Regions from separate parts of the Homo sapiens genome. Here region 2 is linked to region 1. Evidence: read pairs that join two places in POLR2A ChIA-PET (ENCODE). Cell type or tissue: PC-9. All regions are shown on one strand. Links, peaks and the distances in the headings refer to the core of each region. The heading gives the core; the rest is flanking DNA. Region 1 has its middle 36 kb from the start of POLA2. Region 2 overlaps CDC42BPG (CDC42 binding protein kinase gamma).

Region 1 (12,175 bases), core at 2,774-10,773:
TTGAGTGTGGACTGGACTCACTTTCAAATAATAGTATATGGAAAGAGGCTGCTCATGGTGGCTCATACTTTTAATCCCAGCACTTTGGGAGGCTGAGGTGGGTGGATTGCTTCAGCCCAGGAGTTCAAGACTAGCCTTGGCAACATGGTGAAACCCCATTTCTACCAAAAGTACAAAAATTCGCCAGTCTCATAACCTGGTCTCAAAATAAATAAATAGATTAAAATTGAAAAGTAAAACAAGAATATGGAAAGAGAACATTTATTAACTTTACAGTGGAGAAACCTGGTAGACACTACCTTAACCAAGGGATTAACTTCAAAATCACCAGTAATCAGTCATGTTGACATCATATATGCCCTCATATGATATGATATGATATGATGAGAAGGTCATATCACCTCCATGGTTCTCCTTTCCCAAATCCACAATCCCAGTTTAGTCATGAGAGAACCATCAGACAAATCCAAATTGAGGCCAGGTGCAGTGGCTCATGCCTGTAATCCCAGAACTTTGGGAGGCCAGGCCAGTGGATCACCTGAGGTCAGGAGTTCAAAACCAGCCTGACCAACATGGTGAAACCCCATCTCTACTAAAAATGCAAAAATTAGCCAGGTGTGGTGGCATATGCCTGTAATCCCAGCTACTTGGGAGGCTGAGGCAGGAGAATCCCTTGAACCCGGGACACGGAGGTTGCAGTGAGCCAAGATCATGCCATTGCACTCCAACGTGGGCAAAAAAGAAAAAAAAAATTCAAATTGAGGGACATTCTACAAAATACCTGACCAATACTTTTCAAAACTGTCAAGGTCATGACAAATAAGGAAAGACTAAGAAACAGTCACAGATCAAAGGAGACCAAGAAGACATAATAACTAAATGTAATGGGATATACCAGCTGGTGAAATCCAAATAAATCTCTAGTTTAGTTAATAGTAAATTACCAATCTTAAATTATTACTTTTGACAAATGTACTAAGGTAATTTAAGATGATAATATGAGGGGAAACTGGGTGAAGTGGATACAGGAACTCTCTGTACTATCTTTGCAACTTTTCTATAATTATACATTTATAGAAGAATAAATACACATTTATTCCAAAATTTTATGAAGGTAAGCTAACAGAATATATTTAAGAAAACCAATATCCAGAAAATAAATTTTATCCAGAAAAAAATATATACATGTTTATATGTGTGTGTGTATATATATATAATGTATATATATAATGTATATATATAATGTGTGTGTGTGTGTATATATATATATATATAAAATGTATATATATATTTTTGAGAAGGAGTCTCACTCTTTTTGCCCAGGCTGGAGTGCAGTGGCGCAATCTCAGCTCACTGCAACCTCTGCCTCCCAGGTTCAAGCAATTCTCCTGTCTCAGCTTTCCAAGTTGCCGGGATTACAGGCGCACACCACCACGCCCAGCTAATTTTGTATTTTTAGTAGAGATGGGGTTTTACTGCATTGACCAGGCTGGTCTCAAACTCCTGACCTCAAGTTATCTGCCCACCTCAGCCTCCCAAAGTGCTGGGATTACAGGCATGAGCCACTGCGCCTGGCCAAGAAAAAAAAAATTCTTATGTAAGGCGATAAGAAAAAAGATAACCCTGTAGAAACATTGGCAGAAGTCTTGGATAAGCATTTCATTAAAAAAAAGCCATCCAAAATACCAATAAGTTCATGCAAATATTTTTACATTCCTTAGACATCAGAGAAGTGCAAATTGGAAATCACAGTACAGTATCACTACACACTCACTATAATGGCTAAAATTAAATTACAGACAATACCAAGTGTTACTAGGGATGTGGAACAAGTTGAACTCATATGCTTCTAATGAGGGTGTGAATTGGTATAACCACTTTGGAAAACTGCTTGCTTCTATTACAGAGAAACACACCCATACTTTATGATCCAGCAGTTCCAATCCTAGGTATGTATCTGACAGAAACGCAAGCGTGGGCTCAGTGCAGTGGCTCACATCTGTAATCCCAGCACTTTGGGAGGCTGAAGTGGGAGGATTGCTTGAGCTTAGGAATTTGAGACCAGCCTGGGCGACATAGTGAGATCCTGTCTCCATATTTAAGGAAAGAAAGAAAGAGAGAAAAAGAAAGAAAGAAAGAAAGAAAGGAAGGAAGGAAGGAAGGAAGGAAGGAAGGAAGGAAGGAAAGGAAGGAAGGAAAGGAAGAAAGGAAGGATGGAAGGAAGGAAGGACAGACAAGTGTGTTTTTTCACCAAGAGAAATGTACAAGAATATTTATAGCAGCAGTATTTGTAACAGCCCAACCTGGGAAAAGCCCAATGTTCTTCAGCAATAAAATAGGTAGACTGGGCGCGGTGGCTCACGACTGTAATCCCAGCACTTCAGGAGGCCGAGATCTGCGGATCACAAGGTCAGGAGATTGAGACCATCCTGTCTCTACTAAAAATACAAAAAATTAGCCGGGCGTGGTGGCACGCGCCTGTAGTCCCAGCTACTCGGGAGGCTGAGGCAGAGAATTGCTTGAACCCAGGAGGCGGAGGAGGTTGCAGTGAGCTGAGATCGTGCCACTGCACTCCAGCCTGGGCAACAGGGCGAGACTCCGTCTCAGAAAAAAAAAAATTGGTAACGTTTCTGTATTAGTTTCCAATTGCTGCTGTAACAGATTACCACAAATTTAGTGCCATAGAACAACACAAATGTATTATCTTACACTTCTGGAAGTGAGAAGCCTAACGTGTGTTACTGAGCTAATGTCAGAGTGTGGGCAGGGCTGTGTTCCTTCTGAAGACTCCATGGGAGAATCTGTTTGCTTGCCTTTGCCAGCTTCTAGAGGCTGCCTGCATTCCTTGACTTGTGGCTCCTTCCTCTGTCTTCAAAGCCAGCAGCACACAGCGTCTCCAAAGGTCTCTCTCTCACTCTGACCTTCTTCTTCCACTTGTAGGGACCCTTGTGATCGTACTGGGCCCACTCAGATGATCCAGGGTAATCCTCCTTCAAGATCCTTAGTTACATCTGCAAAGTCCCTTTTGCCATAGAAGGTAACATATTTATAGATTCCAGGGATTAGGATGGGGACGAATGTTACTTATTGATTTCTAGTAATATATATACATTATATATAGACGTAGATATATTTTCTGGATATGGTTTTTTGTTGGATATTGGTTTCTGCAAGTATCTTATTCTACTGCATACCTTGCTTTTTAAAAATAATTTTTATTTTGTAATAAATATATATTTACAGAAAAGCTATAAAGATTCAAACATCTTTGGGGGTCATTATTCTGTCTACCACAAGTAGTATATTCGTACCATGGATTGTTATACACGAAGAAAGAACGAACTAAATTACATATGACAACATGAGTGCATCTCACAAACGGTATAAATTACAAAAACTATGTAGCTCAAGTTATATAAAGCCCAAAAACAGGCTAATGTAATCTGTGGCATTAGAAATAAGGATAGTGATTCCCATAGGGGAGGGTAATGACTGAAGAAGACATGGGGGGACGGGGTTTCTGGAGGCTGATCATGTTCTGTTTCTTGACCAGTGTGTTGATTAATGGGTGTGTACAGTTTGTGAGAATTTGTCAAGCTGAGCCTTGTGCATTTTTGCATGTGTGTTATACTTCAATAAAAAGTATATGTGGGCCACGTGCGGTGGCTCATGCCTGTAATCCCAGCATTTTGGGAGGCTGAGGCAGACAGATCCCTTCAGGTCAGGAGTTCGAGACCAGCCTGGCCCACATAGAGAAAACCCGTCTCTACTAAAAATACAAAAACTAGCTGGGCATGGTGGCACATACCTGTAGTCCCAGCTACTCAGGAGGCTGAGGCAGGAGAATTGCTTGAACACAGGAGACAGAGGTTGCGGTGAGCTGAGATGGCACTACTGCACTCCAGCCTGGGTGACAGAGTGAGACTCTGCCTTGAAAAAACAAAAACAAAAACAAAAACAAAAAAACAAATAAACCTGTATGTGGGAAGAAGAACTCCAAGATGGTCCATCAAATTCCTGGCCCGGGTGTACACAAACCTTCTCCCAGTTATTCAAACACTAATCTAGGTGTTGTGAAAGGATTTTGCAGATGTAATTAAGGTCCCAAATCACTTAACTTTAAAACAGAGATTTTTCTGGGAGGGCCTGATCTAATAACATGAGATTTAAATCTGGGTCTAGAGGTCAAAGACTGGGAGTTGGAGATTCAAAGCATGGGAGAGATTTGATATGAGGAAGATATTCCTTTGAGGTGGAGGAGGCCACTTAGCCAGGAATGTAGGTGGCTTTTATGAACAGCCTGTGAGGAAATGGAGACATAAATCCTACAGCTGCAAGCAGTTAAATCGAACCAACAATTGAAATGAACTTGGCTGTGAATTCTTCCCCAGAGCCTCCAGAAAGGAGGCTTCGTTTCAGCCTCCTAAGAGCCTGAGCAGAGAACCCAGCTGGCACTTCTGGCCTGCAGAATTGTAAGCTCATAAATGGGTGTTATTTTAAGCCACTAAATTATGGTGATTTGTTATAAGCAATATAAGACTATAACATTCACAAAAAATAAAGTGGCCATTGAGAAATTTGAGGGACACTCAGTCAAAAACCACCAGTTTTACATTCAGTTCTTTTGCTTGTTAACGTGTCTGCTCACCTAGGAGGAAAGAAGGGGGAAAGGCTCCTGAGAATGTGAGCTCTAGAAACGGAGTCTTCCCAGAGAGACTGGACCACGACTAGCCAGCATTGCCACTCAGGCGAGATTGGCAGTGGCAGGGAGAATGGACCAGACATTCTCTAAGATTCCTTTTCATCTTATAATTCTGTGGCTCACAATATTCTAAAATTCATTCATTCACTCATTGGTTCATTCACTCATCAAATATTTATTGCAAAGCTATCACATGCCGGAAGCTGGTTACATGTAATGTTGTAAAAGTTTTTACAGATGTGATTAAGTTATTAAAAAAACAAAAGCAGAAGAGGTAGAGTATTAATCCTTTTTTTTTTTTCTCTTGAGACACTCTGTCTCGCTCTGTTGCCCAGGCTGGAGTACAGTGGCGAGATCTTGGCTCACTGCAGCCTCTGTCTCCCGGGTTCAAGTGATTCGCCTGCCTCAGCCTCCTGAGTAGTTGGGACTACAGGTGCGTGCCACCACACCTGGCTAATTTTTATATTTTCAGTAGAGATGGAGTTTCACCATGTTGGACAGGCTGGTCTCGAACTCCTGACTCAAGTGATCCGCCCACCTCGGCCTCCCAAAGTGCTGGGATTACAGGCATGAGCCACCACACCCAGCCCCTATTAAATCCATTTCTATAAGAACGTGTGTGTGTGTGTGTGTGTAAGTATGTGGGTGTCATGTATGTACTAAGAGCTGCAAGGATACAAATTCATGCCTGACAGAAATGGGAGATGGGAGATGTTCAGAGGTGGAAGGGAGAGTAGGTTGAGAGGGACATGCACTTATGTACCTGATAACAGAAAACAACTCATATTCAGGCACTGTTCTACCTGCTTTACAGACTAATTTTCACAACAGCCTTATGTGGTAGGTTCTATTATGATGCCCATGTTACAAATGGAGAAACTGAGGCACAGAGCGGTTAAGTAACTTGTCAAGGATCACAAAGCCAGTAAGTGGCAGAGCTGAGATTCAAACCAAAGGAGTACGTTCGAGTCCTGCTTCTTAACCAATGAACTACACTGCCTGTTTCTGGATTGTTTGGGGAAAAAATGTTTTTAACAATGAGTATGCATGCTTCTCAGAATTTAGAAAAAAACTACAAGGTGGCTCAACCCTGTTATTCCAGCCCTTTGGGAGACCAAGGGGGAGGATCGCTTCAGTCCAGGAGTTCTAGACCAGCCTGGGCGACATTGCAAGACCCCACCCCATCTCTATTTTTAAAAATGAGCCCGGGCTTGGTGGCAGGCACCTGTAGTCCTAGCTACTACAGAGGCTGAGGTGGGAGGATCGTTTGAGCCTGGGAGGTCGAGGCCGCAGTGAGCTATGATTGTGCCACTGCACTGCAGCCTGGGTGCCCGAGCAAGACCTTGTCTTAAATCAATCAACCAGTAAAGAAAAAAATCCCAGTTAATTGAAGGCATTTACAATAGGGTTTGTGGAAGTTTGTGAAAGTTCACCAGTTCCTAACACTTCCTCTTTCTCCTCCCCCATCCTTTTTCGAACCCCAGGACTCCCCATCCCCACCTCACCCCAGACACACTGGTGAGGAAGGGGTCGGGGGGCGGGCAGGCTCACCGCCTCCCGCTCCCCAAAGCCAGGACTGTGCAGTTGATCCCAGGAGCGAGCCCGGCGCGGCTCCCTGCCGGCAGCGAAGCGAAACATTTGGACATGGCCCCGATTTTTCGGGTGCGGTTGGCAAGTCCCGGCGTGCGCGAACCAAACCTGCGGTTCCCGGGGCAGCTTTGAGCGGGTCGGGTCGGCTCCATAGGAGAATGGCCCCACCTGCAGGCAGAGAGCTCCGGATAGCTGCCGAGTCACTTTCTCAGCAAAAACGGGCTTTTGCTGTTTCCAGAAGGATCCAAGAGAGGACTTTCAGCTCTGGAATTTTGAACTCAGGATCTGTTTCTCCCTCGCGGAAAGAGGAAGGTGGACGAAGGGCAAGCCCAGGCCGGCAGGGGCTACCGCAGGAAGACGCCCATTCCTGGACTCGGGTTCGCAGGAGCCCCCTTGCTCCCCAGAGCCGGAACTGCGCTGCCTGCCACGCTGTTGGGGACAGAAGGCCTCACAGCCTCCCAGAGTTGGGGGCCGTCCCATCTTCCCAGTACACAGGGGTCACAGCCCCAAATCCAAACCGGAGGAAAGACTCTATACCCCAGAGCTTCCCAGGGGGCAACCTGTGGTTTAAGTGCTTTACGTGCTTTAACTGGTTTTTGTTTTTGTTTTTTTGAGATGGGATCTCGCTCTGTCAGCTAGGCTGGAGTGCAGTGGTGCAATCACAGGGCACTGCAGCCTCAAACTCCTGGGCTCAAGCAATTCTCCCACCTCAGCGTCCCAAGTAGCTGGAACCACAGGTATACATACCCCTCCACCCCCAGGTAGTGGGCGTCTCCCTATGTTGACCAGGCTGGTCTGGAACTCCTGGGCTCAAACAATCCTCCCGCCTCTGCTTCCCGTAGTGCTGGGATTACACACATGAGTCACCCGGGCTGGCCTCATGTCTTAACTCTGGATCCTCACAAGGACCTTACAGAAGTAGGAAAGAGGCCCCAGGAGGCTGGGCTCCCTGACTTGCTCAGGTCACTTGGATAGTCTGGCCTCAGAGCCCAGCTGATATCTACTAAAAGAGACTCCCCAGTCTGCTACAGAAAACAGATAGTTCCCGTCTCTACTAAAAATACAAAAATTAGCTGGGTTTGGTGGCATGTGCCTGTAGTCCTAGCTACTTGGGAGACTGAGGCAGAAGAATCACCTGAGCCCGGGAGGCGGAGGTTGCAGTGAGCCGAGATCGCACCATTGCACTCCAGCCTGAAGACAGAGGGAGACTCCGTGGAAAGAAAGGAGAGGAGAGGGGAGGGGAGGGGAGGGGAGGGGAGGGGGGAAGGAAGGAGAGAAGGAAAGAAAGAGAAAGAGAGAGGAAGGAAGGAAGGAGATAGTAATTCATTGCCTGCACTCCCTGCTTCATAAGTATCAATACCAATTATTTAAATGTGCAGGAAATCCAGTGGAATGAAATCAACACGGTTGTTTTTTATCAGCCCTTCCCCTTAGGATTTGTCAGCTTGCAGCTGGTGGTGCTACTGCATATGGGCTGCCTTTGTATTTTTGTCCATTTCACATCTTCATGCCTGTGAACCTGTTAGGTATTCCTTCCTGCCCACCTTGCAAACTTGATTAACCATCTTTTTTTTTTTTTTTTTTTTTTTGAGACAGAGTCTTGCTCTGTCGCCCAGGCTGGAGTGCAATGGCATGATCTCGGCTCACTGCAAGCTCCGCCTCCCGGGTTGACGCCATTCTCCTGCCTCAGCCTCCCGAGTAGCTGGGACTACAGGTGCCCGCCACCATGCCCGGCTAATTTTTTGTATTTTTGGTAAAGACGGGGTTTCACCATGTTAGCCAGGATGGTCTCAATCTCCTGACCTCATGATCCACCCACCTCGGCCTCCCAAAGTGCTGGGATTACAGGCGTGAGCCACCGCACCCAGCCAATTAACCATCTTTTAAAAGCAGTCTAAATGCTATCTCCTGCCTGAAGCCGTCAGCAGCCCCAGCTAGCAGAAATGCTGTTAGGATACTTGTCTCACTGCATGAAAATTACAATTTTCCTGTCTATCCCCTCCTGGATCCAGAAGTGTTTTTTCCAGAGTGCGACACTTCCCAGAATCCACTGGAGAGCCAGCCCAAAGGGCATATCAGGATGGGACAAATTACATTCTGGAAAAGCTGCCTTGGTGATTCCAATAGTCCTCCCACCCAGGTGAGACCCACTGCCCAGAAGTGGGGTTCCTGGGTTAGCATGATATCTCATCTGTCACCACATCTCAGCATCCAGCAGAGGCCGAGTGCTGGAAAAAGGGTGTGGGAAGAGATTGAGTTCACACGGCTCACCTGCTCATTGCATTAAGAGTATTTCAGAACAGAGTTTTTCAGTGGGGGCAGAGAGCATGCCCCTGCCTCAGGTGAAAGTCTTGGGCATGAGCCTGTCACCTACCAAATCACCATGAGACAGCATGTGACCTTGCGGATGGCCGGGGTTCGGAAGAGGTCCAAGATTGAGTTGGAGGTGCAGACACTTGCAAACTCGCTTTGGATGTAGGAGCTCATCACCTAGGTAAGAAGACTCTGCTCAGGGAAAGCGAGGGAGCTCGGACCCCACATCCCTGCTGGGAACCCCTTCGTCTGTGTGGAGGAGAGCTGGGGTTGAGGTCTTTGGTGAGGTGGCTGGCCCTTGTCTCCGCTCCGTCCAAGGACTGATGGCACTTGAGGGGTGTTGAGAAGTGCCAACACACTGTTTCCAGGGTGTTGAGAAGCTCCAACACGAACTCCAACACTACTGAGGTTCTGCGGTTCTGGAGGGCCTCCCACCCCATTCCTGGTATAGACTCGGAGATTGAGTCAGATAAGAGCAGGGGTTCCAAGTGGTTCTGCCACTTCCTACTGTGTGTTCTCAGGCAAGTTACCCGTCCTGTCCCCACTTCAATTTCCTCTTTGTCAAAAATGAGACATGAAATGAGATTACATACATAAAGCTCTCAGCCTAGTGCCCGGCATGGGGCTTGAGAAATGATGCTTATTGATAATAAATGGTAACTATCTTATAATAAATGGTATTTATAATGGTGCTTTTGTTATTGATTCCCCAGTAATTTTACTGTGTGGTTGCTATTTTAATAATTTTAGTTTATTATTTTATTAAAATTTCAACTGGATGTCAAGGTTAATAGGGTTATTTCCTAATTACAAAGGTGGATTGACTGATGAGCAAAGCAGTTAAATTATTTATCCTAAATCACACAATCATTCAATACCTAAACAACATCTTTCGCACATGAGAACTCTGCCTGTCCTGTTTATTCCCAATGTCTACACCTGGATGGCACGTGAGTCCTGGGAAGTTGCTAAATTCTAGTACAACTGGAGGTTGCCAGCAAGACTGAAGACTGTTCCCACCCTTCCTTCCTCCCAGCTCGCTTACCTCCTTGGTCAGCCTTTCCCCTTCCTCCTTCCTCCCGTTCATTGCAGCCACCTTCTGCAGATTCTGTACAGCTAACTGGGACTTGCCATGCAGGAGGAGCCAGCGGGATGACTCTGGAAGCCACCTGGGACCGAGAGGAGGAAGAAGGATCTGGGGCTGGGTAGAGCTCATTCTATTCCCCAAACCCAATACCCCCTTGTCTACCTTCTTTCAGACCCAAAAAAGATGACCTGTCCTCCTGTCTGTAGCATCAGGAAGTCTGGGGGCCATGCCAGCTTCCCTTTTTTTGCAGTACATCATACAGAGACTCACTGAACAGTATTTAAAGACTACAGAGGACTTGGCCAGGCACGGTGGCTCACGCCTGTAATCCCAGCACTTTGGGAGGCCCAGGAGGGTGGATCACCTGAGGTCAGGAGTTTGAGACCAGCCTGGCCAACATAATGAAACCCCATCTCTACTAAAAATACAAAACAACTAGCCGGGCATGGTGGTGTGTGCCTGTAATCACAGCTACTCAGGAGGAGGCTGAGACAGGAGAATCGCTTGAACCTGGGAGGTGGAGGTTGCAGAGCCGAGATCGCGCCACTGCACTCCAGCCTGGGTAACAGAGGGAAACTCCATCTCAAAACAAAAAAAAAACCAAAAAAAAAAAAACAAAACTACAGAGGACTTAGGATTTCAACAGACCCGTGGCATTTTTTTTTTTTTTTTTTTTTTGGACCAAGTCTCACTCTGTCGCCCAGGCTGGAGCACAGTGGAGCAATCTCGGCTCATTGCAACTTCTGCCTCCCAGATTCAAGTGATTCGCCTACCTCAGCCTCCCGAGTAGCTGGGATTACAAGCACCCACCACCATGCCTGGCTAATTTTATTTTATTTATTTAATTATTTTTTTTGTAGAGATGGGGTTTCACCATGTTGGCCAGGCTGGTCTCGAACTCCTGACCTCAAGTGATCTGCCCACCTCAGCCTCCCAAAGTGCTGGGATTACAGACGTGAGCCACCACACCTATCCCAGACCCGGTTTTGAATCTGGTTCTGACCCCAGCTGTGTGGCCTTGTGTGAGTCATGGGCCCTCTCTGGGCTGTGCTTCATTACCCTCTTATATATGCCCCAGTTATATTCTTATAACTTTATAAGCACTTAGAGTACTTATGAAGTGTTGAGGGATGCGAAGGAGTTGATGAAGGCAAAAGCTCTTGGGACGTTCCAGGGCCCCACACTAATGCAAGGGATTTTACCAGAGCGTCCCAGTAGCCATTCGTGAGGACTTGAGAGCTTGCAGCCTCCATGAACGCCTGCCATCCTTTGTGTCCCCTGTCAAGTCCAGCAAGCCCCGGTCACTGCACACCCCAACCTCTCACAGGGCCAGGTGAAGACTCGGCCACACAGGTGCACCCTCCCCCACCCCACTCTGTTCAGGACATACCAAGAATAGAGGAAAAAGATCAGGAAAGGAGCAGAGATGGCAAACTGCAGGCACCGCCAGGGGCGAATCAGGTAGGCTACCCCAGCCAGGATGAGCTGGCCCAGGGTGAAGGAATACCCCAGCAAAATACCCGCCACAGTCCGGCCCCGTGTGGGCATCCACTCCACAACTGGGGAGAAAACAGTGACATTCAGCGGCATTCAGCTACCCATGTGGTTAATTCACCACACCCCCCCTTATGATTCTGACCACTTAAACTCATTCCAGAGACCCTCTGAGACACAGGCAAAGGTGTCCCTACTGCACTCCAGATAAATTCTAAGTGGATCAAAGAACTCAATAAACAATAAAACCACAACAATGCCAGAAGAAATCATGGTAGATTATTTTATAATCTTAGAGTAGGGAAAGGCTTTTCCAAGAAAGTCACAAAACCCAGAGGCAATAAAAGGGGAGGTTGACAAACTTGGAGTCGTAAAAATAAAAAATGTCCGCATTGGAATAAAACAAAACAAAACACCGTAAGTCAAGCCATAACGTCAACAAAAAATGTAAAAATATAGTTGTAACCCAACTAGCAGATAAAGGACTAATTTTGGGCTGGGCGCGGGGGCTCACTCCTGTAATCCCAGCACGTTGGGAGGCTGAGTCGGGCGGGTCACTTGAGTCAGGTGTTTGAGACAAGCCTGGACAACATGGCGAAACCCCGTCTCTACTAAAAATACAAAAATTAGCCGGGCATGGTGTTGTGTGCCTGTAATCCCAGCTACTCGAGTGGCTGAGGCACAAGAATCGCTTGAACCTGGGAGGCGAAGGTTGCAGTGAGCTGAAATGAATTGGACCACTACACTCCAGCCTGGGCGACAGAGCTAAAGACTCTGTCTCAAAAAATAAAAAAAGAAAGAAAGAAGAAAGAAAGACTAATTTCCCTAATACTGAAAGAGTTTTCACAAATCAATTAGAAAACGGCCAACAAGCTAAAAGGAAAATGGGCAGAGGTGCTCAACCCCATGCAAAGACAGAAAATACTAATTTTTATAAATAGCAAAACTTGGAACAACCTGAATGTCCATCTGTAGGGGACTGGTTAAGT
Region 2 (12,175 bases), core at 2,528-10,527, 400 kb after region 1:
CCAACCCTGCAGACATCTTCCAGGTGGGGGAGTGCCGGCGCGTGCAGCAGCTGACCTTGAGCCCCAGTGCAGGCCTGCTGGTCGTGCTGTGTGGCCGCGGCCCCAGCGTGCGTCTCTTTGCCCTGGCGGAGCTGGAGAACATAGAGGTAGCAGGTGCCAAGATCCCCGAGTCTCGAGGCTGCCAGGTGCTGGCAGCTGGAAGCATCCTGCAGGCCCGCACCCCGGTGCTCTGTGTAGCCGTCAAGCGCCAGGTGCTCTGCTACCAGCTGGGCCCGGGCCCTGGGCCCTGGCAGCGCCGCATCCGTGAGCTGCAGGCACCTGCCACTGTGCAGAGCCTGGGGCTGCTGGGCGACCGGCTATGTGTGGGCGCCGCCGGTGGCTTTGCACTCTACCCGCTGCTCAACGAGGCTGCGCCGTTGGCGCTGGGGGCCGGTTTGGTGCCTGAGGAGCTGCCACCATCCCGCGGGGGCCTGGGTGAGGCACTGGGTGCCGTGGAGCTTAGCCTCAGCGAGTTCCTGCTACTCTTCACCACTGCTGGCATCTACGTGGATGGCGCAGGCCGCAAGTCTCGTGGCCACGAGCTGTTGTGGCCAGCAGCGCCCATGGGCTGGGGTAAGGCCTGCTGAGGGCTTGGCAGGGGGGCCAGGCACCTTCAGTGGGTGGGTGAAGACAGGGTCCCGCCTCAACTCATGAGCCTGGCATTGGAGGCCTTTGGTGCCAGTTTGCATCCTCCAGCCCAACAACACCCTGTCCCACCCTCTGTGGCTTGCAGGGGACCTTCCTTTTCCATGGCTGAGCTCATGCTCCTCTCCTGCCTGAGCCGCTCTCCTTTTGTTTCTATCTAGCAAACTTTTTTTTTCTTTTGAGACAGGGTCTCTGTCTGTCACCAGGCTGGAGTACAGTGGCACAATCTCGACTCACTGCCACCTCCGCCTCCTGGGGTCAAGTGATCCTCCCACCTCACCCTCTCGAGTAACTGGGGGCACAGGTGTGTGCCATCACGCCTGGCTAATTTTTGTTTTGTTTTGTTTGAGACAGAGGAGTCTCACTCTGTCGCCAGGCTGGAGTGCAGTGGTGTGATCTCGGCTCACTGCAACCTTTGCTTCCCGGGTTCAGGTGATTCTCCTGCCTCAGCCTCCCTAGTAGCTGGGACTACAGGTGCACGCCACCACACCCAGCTAATTTTTGTATTTTTAGTGGAGACGGGGTTTCACCATGTTGGCCAGGCTGGTCTCAAACTCCTGACCAAGTGATCCACCTGCCTTGGCCTCCCAAAGTGCTGGGATTACAGGCGTTAGCCAACGCGTCCAGCCTAATTTTTGTATTTTTTCAGAGATGGGGTTTCGCCATATTGCGCAGGCTGGGAGTCTCAAACTCCTGAACTCAAGCAATCCTCCCGCGCGGCCTCCCAAAGTGCTGGGATTACAGGTGTGAGCCACCGGCCCCGGCCTGTACCTGGCAAACTCTTAACTAGGTACCACCCCAGTGTCAGCTCAGGGCCTGGAGCTGGTAGGCGCTCCAAAGATAACCGCTGCGATTGCTGTGGTCACCATTGCCTTCGTGCTCCCCGCCCTGCTTCCCCGTCATTGGTCCTTTCCTTCTCTTTGCCCCACTCTCTCTCCGTCCAGACCTGTGTCACGGCTCTCATCGCCTCCACTTCATGACTGGCTTGGTGCACTGGGGTCCCACAGAATGGGCCGGGGCTGGTTTCCTCATCCACATCAAGCCCCCAGCCCAGGGTGGCACACTCCAGGGGCGATGGGCTTGGAGGAATGAGTGGAAGAGTGAATGAATGAATGAATGAGGCAGTGGGGCAGTCTGGTGCATGCACAAGTAACTAGCATGATGGGTAAGGGCTGGAAGAGAGGGGCAGAGTGTCCTTCGTGAGCAATGGCTCTTTGGGGTGGGGCCTGCAGGTTGGGTGCCGCATATCACCCAAGCTGCCCAGGGCCAAATCGCAGCTCTCAGGACCAGCTGAGTGACCTGACCTTGACCATCACATGGCTCCAGGGGTTCCATTCCCTCATCTGGAAATTAGGGATTATAACAGTAGTACTTGCTCAGAGTTGTTAGAAAATTAAGGCAGGAAAAGCATGTCGTGTTTAGAACTGAGCCAGGCATGTGGTGAGTGGTCCAGGGTTATCTCTGATTTGATGTGGAGGCTGGGCCGGGCGACAGGGAGTCTTCAGAGGAAGGACCTTAGCGTGGGGCATGGTAGTTACTGTGCTGTGGCAGGGGACAAGGTGTTCCCTGTGGAACAGAGGGGGAAACAGCTCAGAGGTGCCTGGCGTGCCCGCAGGGTATGCGGCCCCCTACCTGACAGTGTTCAGCGAGAACTCCATCGATGTGTTTGACGTGAGGAGGGCAGAATGGGTGCAGACCGTGCCGCTCAAGAAGGTGAGGGTCCGCCAGAGCCCTGGGGTAGCGCCGGGGGTGGAGGCGTGGCCTGACCGCTGTGCCTGCTGCCTCAGGTGCGGCCCCTCAATCCAGAGGGCTCCCTGTTCCTCTACGGCACCGAGAAGGTCCGCCTGACCTACCTCAGGAACCAGCTGGCAGGTGAGGGAGTGCGTGTGTACGGGTGTGTGCGTTCCCCAGTGCGCACGTGTGGCTGTGTGGCCCTGAATGCCAGCTGACTGGGCCCCGGGAATGTGTGAGCACAGCCCAGCTCTCCACTTCTCCCACAGAGAAGGACGAGTTCGACATCCCGGACCTCACCGACAACAGCCGGCGCCAGCTGTTCCGCACCAAGAGCAAGCGCCGCTTCTTTTTCCGCGTGTCGGAGGAGCAGCAGAAGCAGCAGCGCAGGTGCGCGTGCACGACGCGGGGGCTGAGGCTGGGTGGGGCCGCCTCCGCTTGTGGACGGGTCGAAGGGAGGGTGGAGCTTCGCCACCCACTACTTACACCTCCGCCCACAGGGAGATGCTGAAGGACCCTTTTGTGCGCTCCAAGCTCATCTCGCCGCCTACCAACTTCAACCACCTAGTACACGTGGGCCCTGCCAACGGGCGGCCCGGCGCCAGGGACAAGTCCCCGGTTAGTCCTCTGGAGCCAATCACAAGCCACTTTGGTGAGGCTGAGCCAATAACCGGCCTCTGTGGTGAGCTCTAGCCAATCACGGGCCGCTGTAATTACTCCTAAGGCCTGGGACTCACACTTCTGCTACCTGGGACTTAAGTAAAACCAGGCTGGGGGCCCAGTGGCGTTCATTTGTCCTGGTCTGTTGTGCCTTGGGCCTCTTGTCCTCCTTGTGCCTGCTAGTCCCAGCCCCTCCGCACTGTCACCCAACAGGCTCCCGAAGAGAAGGGCCGAGTTGCCCGCGGCTCCGGCCCACAGCGGCCCCACAGCTTCTCCGAGGCGTTGCGGCGCCCAGCCTCCATGGGCAGCGAAGGCCTCGGTGGAGACGCAGACCCCAGTAAGGGCAGCCCCTCAGCCTCCAGTGTGCCACCCCCCACCCCAAGTTTCTACCCCCTTTGGATCCCTGAAATCTGATCTTGGTATTTTTGTCTCCTCGTCTGCTGCTGGAGCAGTGAAGAGGAAACCCTGGACATCCCTGTCCAGCGAGTCTGTGTCCTGCCCCCAGGGATCGCTGAGCCCTGCAACCTCCCTAATGCAGGTGAGCGGGTCCGGGAGGCTTGTCCGTCCCCTATTCAAACGTCAGGCAGTTCCGTTTTATGCTAGGCCTTGCACAGTGACCTAGGCTAGGGAACAAGCTGAGCCCATCCCTGCCCTCGATTCTACGAGATGCAGATTCTTACCTGTCTCACCCCACCAGTGGGCACCAGCAGGATCCTGGATGCAGGCCAGCCTAGGTGGGAATCTTGGCTCTGACTGTTCCAGCTGTGTGGCTCTGGGCAAAATGCCCAACCTCCCTGATCTTGTCTTACCTGTAAAATGATGTGGTTTCTGGGAGGCCTGCATGAGCTGATGATACCTGCGAAGGGCTCAGCATAGTACCTGGCATGGGGAAGGTGCCACAGAAGGGGAGCTCTTGGGATTCTTTTTTTTTTTTTTTTTTCCAGATGGAGTCTCACTCTGTCACCCAGACTGGAGTGCAGTGGCACAATCTCGGTCAGTGCAACCCCCACCTCCCACATTTGAGCAAGTCTCCTACCTCAGCCTCTCCCAAGTCGCTGGTATTACAGGCATGCATCACCATGCCCAGCTAATTCTTGTATTTTAAGTAGAGATGGGGTTTCATTATGTTGGCCAGGCTGGTCTCGAACTCCTGACCTCAAGTGATCCGCCCACCTTGGCCTCCCAAAGTGTTGGGATTACTGATGTGAGCCACCATGCCCGGCCACTCTTGGGATTCTTAATAGAGGCCCAGTCCACAGCAGGGAGTTGGGGGGTCAGAGGAGGGAGCAGTCCATTCTGAATGAGGGCAGGGGAAAACCTAAGAGAAGCCAGGGAGGTTCCCATTCCCCCTGCAGCCACGTCTACAGCACACACATCCACCCACTCCCGTCACACCAGGCCACTTGGAGCCCTGGGGCTTGCCATGTTCTTCCACACCTGCAGGCTCTTGCCCCTGCAGTCCCCTCTGTTTTGAATGCCTTTTCTCTATCTTCACCTTAACCAACATCAGACTGCCCTCCAGGTGACCCACCAGGATCATCTTCAAAGGAGCCTTCCTGGCCGCTTGGTCAGGTAGTCATTGCCTCCCTGGGGCTGGTGCCACCTTTGCCACCCCGCTCCCTCCACACCTTCCTTGCAGCTTCTGCTGTGCTGTGGGTTTCTTCTGGTGCCTGTTCTCCTCTGTTGACTGTGGGCTCCTTGGTGGTGGGGGTCAGGCTTCATTCTTCTGCCCAGAGTAAAGCATGTGGTCGACTGAAGGAAGAATGGAGTGAATGAACAAAGGGACTTTGAGGCTGGGCGCTGTGGCTCACCCCTGTAATCGCAGCACTTTGGGAGGCTGAGGCAGGCAGATCACTTGAGGTCAAGAGTTCAAGACCAGCCTGGCCAACATGGTGAAACCCTGTCTCTACTAAAAATACAAAAATTAGCTGGGCCTGGTGGTGCATGCTTGTAATCCCAGCTACCTGGTGGGCCGAGGCAGGAGAATCACTTGAACCTGGGAGGCGGAGGTTGCAGTGAGCCAAGATCATGCCACTGCATTCCAGCCTCCAGAGCGAGACTCTGTCTCCAAAAAAAAAAACGAAAAACAAAAATTAACTAGGCATGGTGGTGCATGCCTGTCATCCCAGCTACCTGGGAGGCAGAGGCAGGAGAATCACTAGAACCTGGGAGGCAGAGGTTGCAGTGAGCCAAGATCATGCCATTATTGCACTCCAGGCTAGGCGACAGAGCAAGACTCTGTCTCAGAAAAAAAGAAAAAAAAAAGGACTTTGAGTCCATTCAAAGTTAAGTAGGAGCTCTCCAGGTTCTTCCAGTGACCCATTTACCACCTCTACTCCTCACCTCACATCTGGCTTCCTCCAGGGGCCCTGATACAGTGGGTGATGGGTCCTAAGGGGGCCTCCAGGACCCACCAGCCCTATGAGGAAAGAGTTCTTCCTGATCCTACCCCTTGACTTCCTTTTCTTTCTCCTGCAGGTCTCAGAACGGCCCCGAAGCCTCCCCCTATCCCCTGAATTGGAGAGCTCTCCTTGATGCCCTCTGTTAGGGCCCACCCCAATCCCAGGGCAGAAGGACATGAGGGAGCAAAGAGCTTGAGGAATGCCATACTCCGGCTGGTCCGGGACATGGAAATTCGGACTCAGGGAGGACCCGGGCTGGGCAATGACTGGGAGACTTGCCTGGGTTCCCAGGACTTGGGGGTCCTGACTCCCAGCCCTCATCCTGCCTTACCCCTCTGTTCCCAGCCCCAGCCTTTCTAAGCCATTGGGAATAGAATGGCCCCTTTTGTTCTGGTGTCCAGGGGTGATTGTGCCAAAGCTCTTATTTCCAGTGCCAAGCCCCCAGAGGCTTGTAAGAGTTGGGATGAGGGATGGAGAGGGACTGGGTCTCTGGGAACAGGTTGGAGGTCTTATCTGTGGACTGTCTGACTCCCAGCTGAGGCCAAGATGGGGCATGTCCCCGTCTCTGCTTAGCGTCTGGGTGAGAAAAACAGGCTGTGATCCAGAAGAAGGGAAGATAGAGAAGGAGGGAAAGGATGTAGGCGAAGGAGGTGAGAGACAGGATAGGAGGAAGGAAGTGGAGGAGGAGGTGATAGGAATTGGAAGGAGGTAGAAGCCGTGCAGAGGAAGAGGGGAGAGGGACGAAGGAGGAGCGATGAAGAAGAGGAGGGAGACAAAAAGAGGGATGGAGGAGAGAGGGAGTCTGGAGAACAAAGGGTCCTTTCTCTGGGGAGGGGTGCAGTGGGCGGGGCTGACACTGTCAGCCAATCCTCCCATCGGGGAAGAGAATCCTGGACAGGGACAGGATGGGGAGGGTATTTATAAGGGCTTTTTGGTGGGAGATGGGTACCCAGTGGGGGCCACTGGAGGGTCTCCGGGCACACTCTGGCCCTTCCCAGAAAGGGGGTCGTTTTTCTCGAATCTTCAACCAGTTGTGTATTGGAAACTAGGGCGCATTTTACTATTGATCACAGTCATTATATTGTTATTATATTACTATTTTTATTAAACCTCCCCCCACTGAAGTGTGGGGGGCAAAATAAGTATTTATCTCCTCAAATGCCACATTCCCAGGAGGGACAGACCCTGATGCTCTGTGAGGCGCAAGAAACCAATAAAGATGCCGGGCGCGGTGGCTCACGCCTGTAATCCCAGCACTTTGGGAGGCCGAGGCGGGCAGATCCCGAGGTCAGGAGATTGAGACCATCCTGGCTAACACGGTGAAACCCCATCTCTACTAAAAATACAAAAAATTAGCCGGGCGTGGTGACGGGTGCCTGTAGTCCCTGCTACTCGGGAGGCTGAGGCAGGAGAATGGCGTGAACCCGGGAGGCGGAGCTTGCAGTGAGCCGAGATCGCGCCACTGCACTCCAGCCTGGGTGACAGAGTGAGACTCCGTCTCAAAAAAAAAAAAAAAGAAAAGAAAAGGAAACCAATAAAGACAGCTTTGTAAGCTGCTGGCCTCCTTGCCTGGATCTGTCCTCTTGGGGTTCAGAAGGTGGGAGATTAGGAATGGAGGGAACAGTGGGGGTGTCACAGACAGTTAAAGGCCAGATTGTCTTCCCTGCCTTTTCAGGAATCAGGTGACATTCAAATGGGGTAAATGAAGGGACTTAACTAACGAAGGGCAGTTTACAGAAGCATGCACAGTGCTAAGGGAACACACCAATGAATGGCAGTGCCTCAGGGCCCGGGCAGCAGAGAGGAGCTCTTAGGACCCCCAGGCCACCCAGGCAGGAAGAGGCAGTGGTGCTACCCGACAGGAGCTCTAGCTTTTGGTAAAACTTGACCATGGCTGAGCTGAAAGGCAGCCTAGGAAATAAATTCCTCCGCCTCACTCCCTCCCATTTTCTGCCTCCCTTTGTCCAAATTCAACCAGCAGCCAGAGGCTCCAAGAATTCAGTGAACTGGCTGGGCACGGTGGCTCAAGCCTGTAATCCCAGCACTTTGGAAGGCCAAAGCGGGCGGACTGTGCCACCGCACTCCAGCCTGAGTGACAGAGCAAGACTCTGTCTCAAAAAAAAAGGAAAAAAAAGTCGTGGCTTGGTGGCTCACACCTGTAATCCCAGTACTTTGGGAGGCCTAGGCAGGTGGATCACCTGAGGTCGGGAGTTTGACATCAGCCTGGCCAACATGGTGAAACTCCATCTCTACTAAAAATACAAAAATTAGCCGGGCATCGTGGCGGGCACCTGTAATCCCAGCTACTTGGAAGGCTGAGGCAGGAGAGTCGCTTGAACCCAGGAGGCGGAGGTTGCAGTGAGCCGAGATCGCGCCATTGCACTCCAGCCTGGGCAACAAGAGTGAAACTCCCGTCTCAAGAAAAAAAAAAAACTCAGTAACTGTAGGTTGTAGTGGGCAGTCTTGGCACAGAGCAGGGTGGAGAAGGGGGAAGTGGATCCGAAGGGCACACCATGGGTATCCAGTGCCCTGCTGCCCACCCAGGTGAGGCTGATGAAGAGGGAGCAGGGGAAGGTCTGGGAGGGGTTTCACTTATTCTTGGCTGGGGTGTCCAAGACTTAGCAGGACCCAGGCCTCAAGGCTGGGCTGAATGGGGAAGGAGGGGAAGGAGTGTGCCCTAGCTTCAGGGCACGCCTGGGGCAGCCAATGGCTATGCTCTGAGGCTTATGGCAGGCCCTAAAGCTAGGGGAAAGTACTGAAAAGAGACGGGGCCACTACGTGGTTGGGAATGGGGATTGGAGGGTGTCTGGAATTCTAGGGCCTGGTTAGGGGCCCAGGCATGAGAGTCAGGCAGCCTGGATTCTGGTCTAGCTATGCAGCCACAGGCAAGTTACCTGGCCTTAGTTTCCGCATCTGTAAATGGGAATCGTAAAACCTATCTCAGGGCTGGCACGGTGGCTCACGCCTATAATCCCAGCACTTTGGGAGGCCGAGGTGGGCGGATGAGTTCAAAACTAGCCTGGCCAACATGGTGAAACCCCGTCTCTACTAAAAATACAGAAATTAGCCGGGTGTGGTGGTGTGCACCTGTAATCCCAGCTACTCAGGAGGCTGAGGCAGGAGAATGGCTTAAACCCAGGAGGCAGAGGTTGTGGTGAGCTGAGATCGCGCCACTGCACTCCAGCCTGGGTGGTAGAGCAAGACTCTGTCTCAAAATAAAATAAAACTTATCACAGGCTGGCTGAAGTGGCTCACACCTATAATCTTAGCACTTTGGGAGGCTGAGGTGGGAGGATCTCTGGAGACCAGGAGTTTGAGGCTGCAGTGAGCTATGTTTGCACCACTGCACTCCAGCCTGGGCAACAGAGAAAGACCCTGCCTCAAACAAACAAACAACAAAAACAAAACAAAACAAAAAAACTATCTCATGGGAGGTTCTGGTGAGACGAGTAAGATCATGGTGGAAAATGCCTTCGGCCCACTCAGGAAATATTCTTCGGCCTACTGAGGTGCAGAGACTCAAAGAGAGAGCCCTGTATGGAGATACTCAGGCCTGTGGCAAGCTGAGACCTGGAGCTGTCCCTCACTAAACTGGAGAAACGGCTGCTTCCCAGTGCCCAGCAGTAATTCAGCCAAAAGACTTTCAGATGTACAAATTTTTACACTTCTAAAAAATTAATTTTCTCCCAATATTTTATGTTAACTTTCTTTTTTTTTTTTTGAGACAGAGTCTCACTCTGTTCCCCAGGCTGGAGTGCAGTGGCGTGATCTCGGCTCACTGCAAGCTCCGCCCCCTGGGTTCATGCCATTCTACTGCCTCAGCCTCCCAAGTAGCTGGGACTACAGGCACCTGCCACCGTGCCCGGCTATTTTTTTGTATTTTTAGTAGAGACGGGGTTTCACCGTGTTAGCCCGAATGGTCTGGATATCCTGACCTCGTGATCCGCCCGCCTCGGCCTCCCAAAGTGCTGGGATTACAGGCGTGAGCCACCGCACCCGGCCTATGTTAAATTTCAAACCTGCAGAAAGATGGAAAGAATATGAACTCCGGCCAGGCACTGGCTCACGCCTGTAATCCCAGCACTTCGGGAGGCTGAGGCAGGCAGATCACCTGAGGCTGGGAGTTCAACATCGGCCTGGCCAACATTGTGAAACCTCATCTCTGCTAAAAATACAAAAACTAGCTGAGCATGGTGGTGCGCACCTGTAATCCCAGCTACTCAGGAAGCTGAGGCAGGATAATCACTTGAACCAGGGAGGTGGAGGCTGCAGTGAGCTGAGATCGTGCCACTGCACTCCAGCCTGGGCGACAGAGCAAGAATCCATCTCTAAATAAATAAATAAATAAAAATTTAAAAAGGCCTGACGTGGTGGCTTACGCCTGTAATCCTAGCACTTTGGGAGGCTGAGATGGGTGGATCACCTGAGGTCAGGAGTTCAAGACTAGCCTAGCCAGCATGGTGAAACCCTGTCTCTACTAAAAACATAAAAAAAAAATTAGCCAGGGCGGGTGGCGGGCGCCTGTAATCCCAGCTACTTGGGAGGCTGAGACAGGGGAATCACTTGAACCTGGGAGGCGGAAGTTGCAGTGAGCTGAAATCCCACTACTGCACTCCAGTCTGGGCAACAGAGTGAGACTCCATCTTAAAAAAAAAAAAAAAAAAGGCCGGGTGCGGTGGCTCACGCCTGTAATCCCAGCACTTTGGGAGGCCGAGGCGGGTGAATCACGAGGTCAGGAGATGGAGACCATCCTGGCTAACACAGTGAAACCCCATCTCTACTAAAAATACAAAAAATTAACTGGGCGTGGTGGCGGGCACCTGTAGTCCCAGCTACTCGGGAGGCTGAGGCAGGGGAATGGCGTGAACCTGGGAGGTGGAGCCTGCAGTGAGCCGAGATCGTGCGACTGCACTCCAGCCTGGGCGATAGAGTGAGACTCCATCTCAAAAAAAAAAAAAAAAAAAAAAAAAAAAAAACTCCATATACTCTTCCCCTAGATCCACCAATAAACATTTTGCTGCTTCTGCTTCCTATCTATATAGCATGTATTTTGCTAAACCATTGAAAGTAAGTTGCAGACATCTTGAATCTCACATCTAAATATTTCAGCAATTATGTCTTAAGAATAAGAAGCCAGGCCTGGTACAGTGACTCACACCTGTAATCACAACACTTTGAGAGGCTGAGGCAGGAGGATTGCTTGAGCCCAGAGTTCGAGACCAGCCTAGGCAATATAGCGAGACTCTGTCTCTACAAAAAGTAAAAAATTGGCCATGACAATTAATTTATGTTGTTTAAGTCACCTACTTTGTGGTACAGTTGTGTCAAAAATGTTATTTGGCAAGGTACCGTAGCTCACGCCTGTAATCTCAGCGCTTTGGGAGGCCAAGGTGGGAGGATCACTTAAGGCCAGGAATTTGAGATCAGCCTGCACAACATGGCACGACCCTGTTGCCTAACATGGCCCTGTCACCCAGGCTGGAGTGCAGTGGTGCAATCATAGTTCATTGTGGTCTTGAATTACTGGGCTCAAGTGATCCTCCTGCCTCAGCCTCCCAACTAGCTGGGATTACAGGCCCATGCCTGGTGGATTTTTTTCTTTTTTTTTTTTTTTTTGTAGAGACAAGGTCTTATTATGTTGCCCAGGTTGGTCTTGAACTCCTGACCTCAAGTGACTCTCCTCAAGAGCCTCGGCCTCCCAAAAGTGCTGGGACTACAGGAGTGGGCCATTGCACCTGATCTAGATTAAACTTTGTTTTTATTTATTTATTTTTCCATTGCCCCCTAGATTAAACTTTTTAAGTCAAGAATATTACCTAGCTGGGCACGGTGGCTCACGCCTGTAATCCCAGCACTTTGGGAGGCTAAGGCGGGCAGATCACAAGGTCAGGAAATTGAGACCATTCTGGCCAACATGGTGAAACCCAATCTCTACTAAAAATACAAAAATTAGCTGGGCATGGTGGCACGTGCCTGTAGTCCCAGCTACTCGGGAGGCTGAGTCAGGAGAATCGCTTGAACCCAGGAGGCGGAGCTTGCAGTGAGCCGAGATCGTGCCATTTCACTCCAGCCTGGCGAACAGAGTGAGACTCTATCTCAAAAAAAAAACAAAAAACAAAACAAAAAAAAAGAATATACCTAGCTGGTGTTATTTTAAATTAATTTTAATTACAACAATACACAAAATTTTTTGGAAAAGAAATTAGGGGCCGAATTCCCCTTTGACTCCCTCCCCTCCACCCATGAGATGACTTTCTCTTAGCTTGTTCAATGCATACCCATATTGGCGATGTCCAGAGGGACCACCCTCCCAGGGCCTCCTTGTCTTTAGCAGCAGAAATCCCACTGGAGCTTCAGACCCTTCCATCCCCTGTCCTCACACTCACAGCTGGGCCCCCCAACCCCCAGCCAACCTCGAGACCCTCAGAAGTGGTCTTGCCCTTTATTGCTGTGTGTCATTTCACCACAGGAGGCTCAGATGTTCCAGGGACAACTCCGGCCATCCCCTTTTCTGACTCCATCTCCACCCCTCCCCAGCTCCTGGCAGATGTCCTCTGTTCCCTCTGGGGGTGATGGTCCATCGTTAGCAAAATCTCCTGGTCTTCACTACCTTCTCCAGACAGTTCCTATCCCTCCTGCTCTAGCAGAAACCTTGGACTCCTGAGGTCACCACCACTCCTGTCTCCCCCGCAACCCCC

Evidence for each region. ChIA-PET counts read pairs that join two places held together with the same protein. Peaks named below come from ENCODE experiments on the same cell type or tissue, not always from the same donor. Only the 100,000 strongest peaks of a DNase experiment are listed, where the experiment ranks them.
Region 2: POLR2A ChIA-PET joins it to region 1 with 11 read pairs; 3 of 35 experiments call an interaction of 5 or more read pairs at or near these places.

What each region holds. Positions count from the first base shown.
Region 1 is chr11:65,220,072-65,232,246 of GRCh38, reverse strand. It overlaps the pseudogene SLC22A20P. Among named protein-coding and RNA genes, the nearest start is that of POLA2, 36 kb to the left of the region's middle. RefSeq lists an enhancer at 6,178-6,377 and a silencer at 10,252-10,481. In PC-9, for the core only: no CTCF peak of the experiment used is centred there; a DNase peak (open chromatin) is centred at 7,166.
Region 2 is chr11:64,817,908-64,830,082 of GRCh38, reverse strand. It overlaps CDC42BPG (CDC42 binding protein kinase gamma), which reads left to right. Exons shown (of 37, transcript NM_017525.3): 30 at 13-612; 31 at 2,300-2,397; 32 at 2,472-2,556; 33 at 2,685-2,805; 34 at 2,916-3,033; 35 at 3,289-3,412; 36 at 3,528-3,613; 37 at 5,554-7,031. The coding sequence ends at 5,610. Among named protein-coding and RNA genes, the nearest start is that of MEN1, 13 kb to the right of the region's middle. RefSeq lists an enhancer at 2,575-3,075. In PC-9, for the core only: no CTCF peak of the experiment used is centred there; no DNase peak of the experiment used is centred there.